2 separate regions of the Homo sapiens genome follow, and region 1 is linked to region 2. A link is an interaction called in ENCODE POLR2A ChIA-PET data of the cell type or tissue named here. Cell type or tissue: HepG2. All regions are shown on one strand. Each heading gives the region's core, and the rest is flanking DNA. Links, peaks and the distances in the headings are about the cores only. Region 1 overlaps NOL10 (nucleolar protein 10). Region 2 has its middle 19 kb from the start of GREB1.

What was found. Peaks named below come from ENCODE experiments on the same cell type or tissue, not always from the same donor. Only the 100,000 strongest peaks of a DNase experiment are listed, where the experiment ranks them.
Region 1: POLR2A ChIA-PET joins it to region 2 with 11 read pairs; 1 of 35 experiments calls an interaction of 5 or more read pairs at or near these places.

The regions. Positions count from the first base shown.
Region 1 is chr2:10,627,816-10,632,214 of GRCh38, reverse strand. All of the region lies in intron 13 of NOL10 (nucleolar protein 10), which reads left to right. Among named protein-coding and RNA genes, the nearest start is that of NOL10, 60 kb to the left of the region's middle. In HepG2, for the core only: no CTCF peak of the experiment used is centred there; a DNase peak (open chromatin) is centred at 1,894.
Region 2 is chr2:11,512,646-11,517,044 of GRCh38, reverse strand. It overlaps a transcript of GREB1 not described here. Among named protein-coding and RNA genes, the nearest start is that of GREB1, 19 kb to the left of the region's middle. In HepG2, for the core only: no CTCF peak of the experiment used is centred there; a DNase peak (open chromatin) is centred at 2,504.

The DNA of each region.
Region 1 (4,399 bases), core at 111-4,110, 880 kb after region 2:
ATATCCTCAGCACCTAAAGCAGTGCCTGTCATACTGTAGGCCCTCACTTAATGGGTGTGGAAAAATTAATGAGCACACAAGTGAGAGTGACCTGATTACTGCAATTTGGAGCGTCTTTGATAATGGTTGTGTACTTTGACCATGGCTGGTTTGCAGTGCTTCTTGACCGTACTTAATGCCAGATTGAAATTTTGCATTTGCCCTTTTCTGCTACTACTATTAAAATATAGAAAGGCACTCTGGGAGGCCGAGGCGGGCAAATCACCTGAGGTCGGGAGTTTGAGACCAGCCTGACCAACATGGAGAAACCCCGTCTCTACTAAAAATACAAAATTAGCTGGATGTGGTGGCACATGCCTGTAATCCCAGCTACTAGGGAGGCTGAGGCAAGAGAATCGCTTGAACCTGGGAGGCAGAGGTTGCAGTGAGCTGAGGTCGTGCCATTGCACTCCAGCCTGGGCAAACGAGCGAAACTCCATCTAAAAAAAAAAAAAAAACAGGGAGAACATGGTTCATGTGTGCCAGAGTATAATTTTCATACAGTAGGATTAGCATCAGTTCTTTGGCTCTGACAGTGCCTTCTTGTCAGCCACATCTGAGAATGGTGGTATGATGCAATCGTTGTGTTTGGGAGTGCCAACAAATTTTTAAAAGTAATACCTTGTCCAAAAGATTTAATAGTGATTCTGTTAAGAAGATAGGTTAATTAAACTTTTTTTTCCTATAAAAATCCAAAAGGAGAATATGAAAGCAAGGGCATTTAGCTTTTGTCTTAATTTTTTTGGAATTTGTGCAGAAGTTGGCTTTGCATCTAGAGTATGACAGCCTTATTGTATGTTTTAAAGATTGAAAAGAATGCCTTTTGTTTTTCTCTCCATGCTTTTAACTGGAGTTGCTGGGAGTGCTGTACACGTCATTCCCTAAGATTTGGGTTTGAATCAGGACCACGATTGGTCCAGCTGATGTATTTCAGTTCAAAGCCAACAATGTAGGATCATTTATGTTTACTAAATTGATATTCTGGAGAAGTCCCCAGTAAGAGATCTCTTTGCCCCATTAGTATATGTTGAAATGGCCCTGAATCTGTTAGTGTCCGTGTAGAATCCTAAAAATGATAGATCACACTTTCATCTAAAGTGCACATTTAAGCAGAGCCCTATTAGACATACTGACAGATGTAATTTTGCCAGAAATTGCTCTTTTATAGTACCAGTAGCAACATATTCTCTTTGTTTGGGAAGGTAGTGTCAGATGAAAAGAAAACTCTTCCCTAGGGAATTTATCAGCATACAAACGATGTTCCAGACAGAATGTAAACGGGAAAGTCGTTGCTCAAATCTTGTCCACACTAAAGGATTCATCAGTGTGCTTTAAAGGAAAGGGGAAGCTTTGGAGCATAGACCATCAGAGCTAGAAGGGATCTCCAAGGTCATCTAGTCCAGCCCTTAATTTGTAGCTGAGGAAGCAAGTTTTTGGGTTTTTTTTTGTTTTGTTTTTCCTGAGACAGTGTCTTGCTCTTTCGCCCAGGCTGGAGGGCAGTGGCACGATCTCAGCTCACTGCAAGCTTCACCTCCCAGGTTCACACCATTCTCCTGCCTCAGCCTCCCAAGTAGCTGGGACTACAGGCACCTGCCACCACCATGCCCGACTAATTTTTTGTATTTTTGGTAGAGACGGGGTTTCACTGTGTTAGCCAAGATAGTCTCAATCTCCTGACCTCATGATCCGCCCGCCTCAGCCTCCCAAAGTGCTGGGATTATAGGTGTGAGCCATCGCGCCCAGCTGCAAGTTATTGTTTAAGGTCAAATGGCAAGTTGGTGACAGCTGGATCTAAAAAGCATTTCTTCCTTCCACATTGCATAGTAGAAATAACTTAGACTTTGGAATTGGTTGGACCCGAGTTTGAATACCAGCATTGCCATTTATAAATGTGACCTTGAATGAGTTACTTATTCTCTCCGAACACTAGTTTCTTGAGCAACAAAAGAGGAATGATATTGTAAGGCATTTATGTAGAATGGATATACTCATTCAGTCATTTCTCATGTTCAGCTGATTTCTTGTAATGAACAGAATTCACGGGGTCCGTGGGTGGCAAAGAGTATTTGGATAAAATTAAGTCATTAAGCTGGGTGTGGTGGTTCATGTCTGTAATCCCAGTACTTTGGGAGGATGAGGTGGGAGGATCACTTGAGGCCAGGATTTCTAGGCAGCCTGGGCAACATAGTGAGACCCTCTTTCTGCAAAATGTTTTAAAAAATTAGCTGGGCATGGTGGTATGCATTTGTAGTTTTAGCTACTCAGGGGACTGAGGGGAAAAAGAATAATAATTATGGCATTGTGTGAGCATGGACTTTTATTTAGCTTTTAGAAGGGAATATCATGTTGAGCAAAATAAAGCTATACACGGAAAAGATTGTGACAAACTTGTGAATGTGAGCAAGGAAAATGAGTTAAGACATGATTTGGGATTGTTTAGTCTGATAATCACTTAAGATATAGATTGAGAGAGGTCTGTTGTGCCATTAGTTTTGCCATTGACTATTGAAACAGAAAGCAGTGATAACATCTGGTTGTTTAAATAAGAAGTCTGATTTTTTAAAGTGAAGTTCATTTTCCCCAATTATATCATCAAGGCGCACTCTTTGTACAAAATATGGCAAATACAGATGAGTAGAAGAAAACTCAAATACCCTTCCACTGCCTAAAGACAAACATTAACATTTTGCTGTATTTTTTCAATATTTAATCTGAAACTTTGTTAATATGGTTTCTTATCTTGTTTTTTTTCCCACTAAACATTTCTTTATTATTATAAACTCTTGGAAATTATTAAAAAATATATTTTCTGTATGAATATAAAGTAATAGTTATTTTTGAAAATACATAAATATCAGAAAAAGATGAAAAATTTATAAATCTCACTAGTCAGAGACATTCTTGCCAACATTTCTGTTACATTTTCTTTGCATTTGGGATATTTTAGTGGCTACTGATTGGATTTAAAGTGAAATCCTGTCAGAAGTTCATTTAGCTTACATCAGTTTCAATAAAAGCCCTTCAAGATGTTGGAGGCTGGAGGTGGAGGGGTGGTGGGGGGAGGGAGGGAGGTGTATGTAGGGGAGAGGTGGAGGGAGCAAGCGAGCATGTTTGCACTCTTAGGCAGTTTCACTTACGTGGCTGTCCATTCGCTCTGGGGGGCATATGTCCTGGACTAAACTTGAGATGAGAGGGCCTTTCTCAACCGAGAAAACGTGTTCCTAATTCCCTAAGGCATCCAGTTTATGTGATCAATTACCTTCTCCCCCATGCATTTAGGATGGCTCCAGTGATGGATCGTTGTTGGGAGAATTGAGAAAAGAGTTACTCGGTTATTTTTGTGTTCTTAGTTGAGATGAGGAAGACTGTTTGAAAAAGTTTGCTTAAATGTGTTGTTTCCTAATACTGCGCATGACAGCATCACACTGAGTGTGATTCTGGTCATTTAAGACATGGGATTTTTTGGTATGACGTAGTCACCAGGTGCAAGTCTCCTGCTGTATCTGGTCCTATTCTAACACCAGATGGAAATTCTGACGGGCCTTTCAAGTTTAGGTTTGCTTATATTCCATTTAGTCTTATCTGCTTGACTTTAGAACCTGATCTTTATATAAGAGATTAAACCAATGAAATTAAACTTCAGAAATATTTAATGCAATGGATAGAGTAGGAGAAGGGGAACAATTTTAAAAATACAGTTAGCGGAATGGGTGAGATGGTGCCTAGCAGCAGCAGCATCTATAACAAAAAGAGCTCTGTTGGTTTCAGTCAACTGTAAATCAAAGGAATAAAGGTTAAGTAGAATGTTGGCAGTGACTCCACTTGTGAATGGGGGTCGAGAATGTCAGGATAGCACAGTGAAGGGGCTGTCTTGGGGCTCTTCATGTGCAGAGTGTACCTGTGTGTGTTATTTCTGCTAGTGGTGGTAAGTTGGAGAAAGCTCAGAAAAGAATTCAAGAATTGTGTTTCCAGGCATCATCTAGATAGAGAAGGCATGATTTTAGGATCTAGGAAAAGAGTAAGATCATGCAAGAAAGCTACCTTGTATGAGGTACAGAAAATGATAGGACATTGGCCTGAAGACGAAAGTTTTCATTGTTTGAGGGTGTGGGAAGAGCTGTCAGACAATGGGAGGCAGTGAAGCACTCGCCTTTCACAGCTTCTAAAAGGAGGAAAAAGACAAATTTGAATGAAAAATATGATTTACTTTAAATTGAGTTCAAATTTGAATTCAGATGTATATTTTTAATTTTTTATTATTTTTATTTTTTAAAATTTTAACTTTTTTTAGATTCAGGGGGTACATGTATAGGTTTGTTACATGGGTATTTTGTGTGATGTTGAGGTTTAGGATGCGATT
Region 2 (4,399 bases), core at 333-4,332:
CACTGGAATAATAAGCAGTGGTCACATCATCCATGTCCCATATTAAGGAGCTTGGACTGGATCCTAATCCCCTGCTCTGCTCCTGGAAGGGCTTCCCCAAAACAATGCTCCCCGCCTCACAGCCCTCGCCACCCCACTGCCCACGGAAGAGAAAAGTCTGTCTCAGTAGGAGACAGAAGCTGCTCCTCCTTCCTCCACTAGGTAGAATGAATCCAGTGAGAGCCTGTTAGCACAGAGACTTTGTCTCTCTTTCTTGCTTGCGTGTGGCAGCTTCCTAGGTAACTTGGGTGCAGGTCTTTCCCTTAGATGGACGGCGCCAAGGTCTATCCTGCAGGGAGTCAGGAATTGGGGCGGGGAGCTTGGGTAAGGCCGTTTGGCCCTCACGCCTCAACCGCATGGGCCCACAGCCTTAGTAAGAAAGGTGAGATTCTGGTCTCCATCTGCCTGACTCCTACGTCAACTACAGCTGGGACTTGGGGTGGGGAAGAGAAGAGTCACTTATTAGCTCCCGAGGCCAAATGGAAACACTGCAGGGTTTGAAGCCCCTGGGTGATGTGACTATGTTGTAGAAGACATTCGAGGATGCACTGGTGGGAATCTGGTCTGTGTGGAGACCTGGGAGAAGTCAGTTATGACAGTCCAGCTGAGGACGGCACCAGAGCAGTCAGGGCAAGATAGAAGAGAACAGATTGCGTGCACACACACACACACACACACACACACACACACACACCTGCAGGAAAATCTACAGCACTTGGTAATTACCTGGTTTTGGAGGCAGTGAAAGATACCCAAGTCTTGGTAGATGGCATCAAAGAGTTGAGGAGAAACTGGACTAAGGAGAAAAAGCTGGGTTCATTTTGGACGTGATGCTCTGGGAGGACCTCCAGCAAGCAGAGTGATGTCCAAGTCTAAAGATCGGGTGTGAGACAGACAGCACTTCTTCCTATGGTTCATGTGACATCCACCATGTCCCGCCACAGAGGCCATCTACACATTTTCACTTTCAATGCCCAGATTCTGGATTTGCCAAGTCAGTTTGAAAATAAGCCACTGAGCTCTAATGAGCTTTTCTCTGGTTGTGTTTCTGCGGCATGCCCGAAGTGCTGTCTTGCCTGGCTAAATCTGCCTCCCTAAGGAGCTCCACATGGGCCTCTAAGCACAAAGCCTGGAGTAGGTGAAAGAATTTACTCTACCCCTAGGAGTCTGAAGTGTTTCACAAAACCCTACTAGACTGAATTAAGAAGAATGCCAGAGGATTTTAGCCTTTGCTCTCAGAGAAATATGCTGTCACCTCCTGTTCCCGGAGGAGGGGCTGATGAAGGATCACTCTGGCCTGAGAACATCTGCTCTGCCCTTTTAGGCAGCATTCCTCCTGGGAGACACAGGAGGGGACGGGGTTGTGACCACCTTGAAGCCACCAGGTCAGTGCCCCTGCCCTCCCCCCGCCCTCAGGCTCCCAGGGAGAGCCTCACATCTCACAGGGCTTCCAGCAGAGGAAGCAGCCAGATGGTGCCAGAGAAAACCTCGGAGGGGCAGAAACACAATGGAAAAAGACAGAGTGGGAGGTTGCCTCACTCACGTCTACATTATTCAAGACTTTTAAAAAACACAACAATAACAACCTAATTTCTTCTTGGAGAGCCTCAGGCTTGCAGTTAATGACATTTTCATTAATTCATTCTTTCCTACTTAGCACATTTTCCTCTCACTACGCCTAGACTCTGTTCTTTGAGCACATCATCTCTATCCAATTCAATCTCTGTTCCCTCTGCACTGGCCATAATACCTGGTATGTTGTACTGTTCAGAGAACACCTACTGAAAGACTGAATGAGTGAGTGGGTGCGTGCATGAACGGATGGATGGATGGATGGATGGATGGATAGATGGACGGATGGGGGGTGGGTGGATGGATGGATGGATGGATGGATGGAAGGATGGATAGATGGGCAGGTGGGGGAAGAGATGAGAGGATGGATACATGTGTGGATGGATGGATGGATGGATAGATAGATGGTCAGGTGGGGGAAGAGATGAGAGGATGGACACATGCGCGGATGGATGGATGGATGGATGGATGGATAGTGGAGGAAGAGATGGGAAGATGGATACATGTGTGGACGGATGGATTCAACTAATAGCTCTTAAGTGCCCACTCTGTGCCAAGCACAGCACTAAGCACTGGGCATACAGAGATGACTGATGCCTGCTCTCAACTTCAGAGGGACTCACAACCTAGTAGGGGGAAATGCCATATTCCTAAGCCAATACATGATAAATGCTATAACAAAGAGGAGAGAGCAATGGACTGAGCACAGAGGGGTTGTGCAGACTGAGCCCCAAAAGATGCAAAGGATCTCTTGGCACTGGGTTCAGCATGTGCCTTCCCAAACCTGCAGTGGCATTCCTTTGGCCCAACTGAAACCTCCAAAGTTCATTCCAGTTCTTTCCCTCTAAAGAGTCCTCTGTAATCAACACCCCTCCTCTTTGGCTTGACAAACATTGCTGAGGGTCAAACTTCTCCCCAAGACAGCAGTTACATAGTACATACATCTGAGGACACAACACTGACATCTGATCATGGAAACATGGTGTGGCATGGTAGTGGATGTTGGCAAAGGGGTGTAGTGAAAAGGGTGTAGGATCTGGAGTCAGAGTCTCCAACTGGTGAATCCCAAGTTCAACAATGCAATAGCAAACTTGGAACATAACTGATTTTCTCTGACTCTCACTTTTTCCATATTTACGTAGGTAACATGGTAATACGTACAGAGCAGTGTTGTTTAAAAGACTGAATGAGAACTCTATGTAAATAAGCCAGCACCATATCTGGCACACACACATTTGGCTCTCAATGTTAATCGCCTATTTCCTGCTTCCTGGGATTTGGAGACACCATTTCTTTTCCATTGCCTTTTGTCATGTAGATTCAACTCTATCCCATCTGGTCCAGTCTCCCAGTCAAAAATATTCCTTCTCCACCCATCCCCATCCTCTCTGCACTGATCCAGCTCCTATTCTGTTGCAGTGAGTAGGAGATTAATCTTCATCCTCCCCTCTTAGGATGTGAGCTCCTAAGGGCAGCGGCCAGGACTTAGGCAGCTCTACAACCCGGAAGCCTAGCTCAGTACCTGCCACAGATTATTACTCAGAAATTACTGGCTGAAGAACCACAAGTTATGCTGGTGATACCAGTATTACTACAGCCCATGTGAGTGCATCCTACCAAGCCAGGATGTCCAGCCAATATGGCAATATCGGTACCAAGAAGGACCAGGCCTGGAAGAGCACTTCATACACCCTGGGGACTAAATAAATGTGAGTTATTACAAGGAAGCCACAGTTCTTTTTTTTTTTAAAGCAAGACCGAAAACCATCAATTAACTAGAATGATCAGGAAATTGCGTGTTGCTGCTAATTTAAGTTTCTGGCAAGTCAAAATAAATCTCCAAGCCAGGACTATAGAGTTTCAGAAAAGGGAGAAAATTCTACCAGCTAAGGAGATCAGGGAAGGCTTCCTGAAAGAAGTAGGCCTTGAAGGATGACTAAGAGCTTCCCTATAAACCCCATACTGGGCTAGACTAAGAGAATCTAATTTGTGGCAAAGATCTTGAGTGTTGCTCCCGGATAAATTAATTACCGTGACCCTGAGCTGCTTCGAACTTCCTTCCCTGAGATGCCCATCCTTTGATTCTGGGATTGAAATCCATGAGGGTGACATACACATCCTTACTGTTCCCACACAAGGACAAGGGAGAGACGCCCACCCGCCTCTGTCAGGGATATGAGCTGCGAGTCCCTAACAGACTTCCAGGACAGCTGAAAAATGTCCTTATGTGGGAAAATAAAGAGGATAGACAGATTTGATTCATCCTCGGGGCATTCTAGAACCGTAGCAGACCTGCTTACATAGTCTTCGTTATGAATACAAATAGGAAAACAATCAGACCCAATTAAGTCCATTTTTTTAAGCTTTGCGCTTCAGCTCCAGAACAGAGAAGTTTCATCTTTATCAAAATCTCCATTCCCAGGCGGACGGACAGTGTGTTGAAAGAATCCATAACTCTTTCTTTCCAGCCCACCGGTTCCTCCACCCTCACTGCCCCAACAACTGAAAGAAGGTCATTTTGACCTGATTATCTTTGTCTATAAGTCTTAAGCCATATCCGCCTAAGTAAAACATAAAATTACTTAAGCTGCGTAAAAAGTCTCCTAAGTCTCATTCTTTTCTTAGGATTCTTCAGATCCCACAAGGGTCACTGAGCACATGCCATGTGTTGGGCACAGTGAGCCTTCCAACAGCCGTGTGAGACAAGAGGTCTTATCCTCTTTGTCACACAGGGAAAGTGAGGCTTGGTGGTTGATTTGAGCAAAGAGCTCCTGTACTAGCTGGTGGG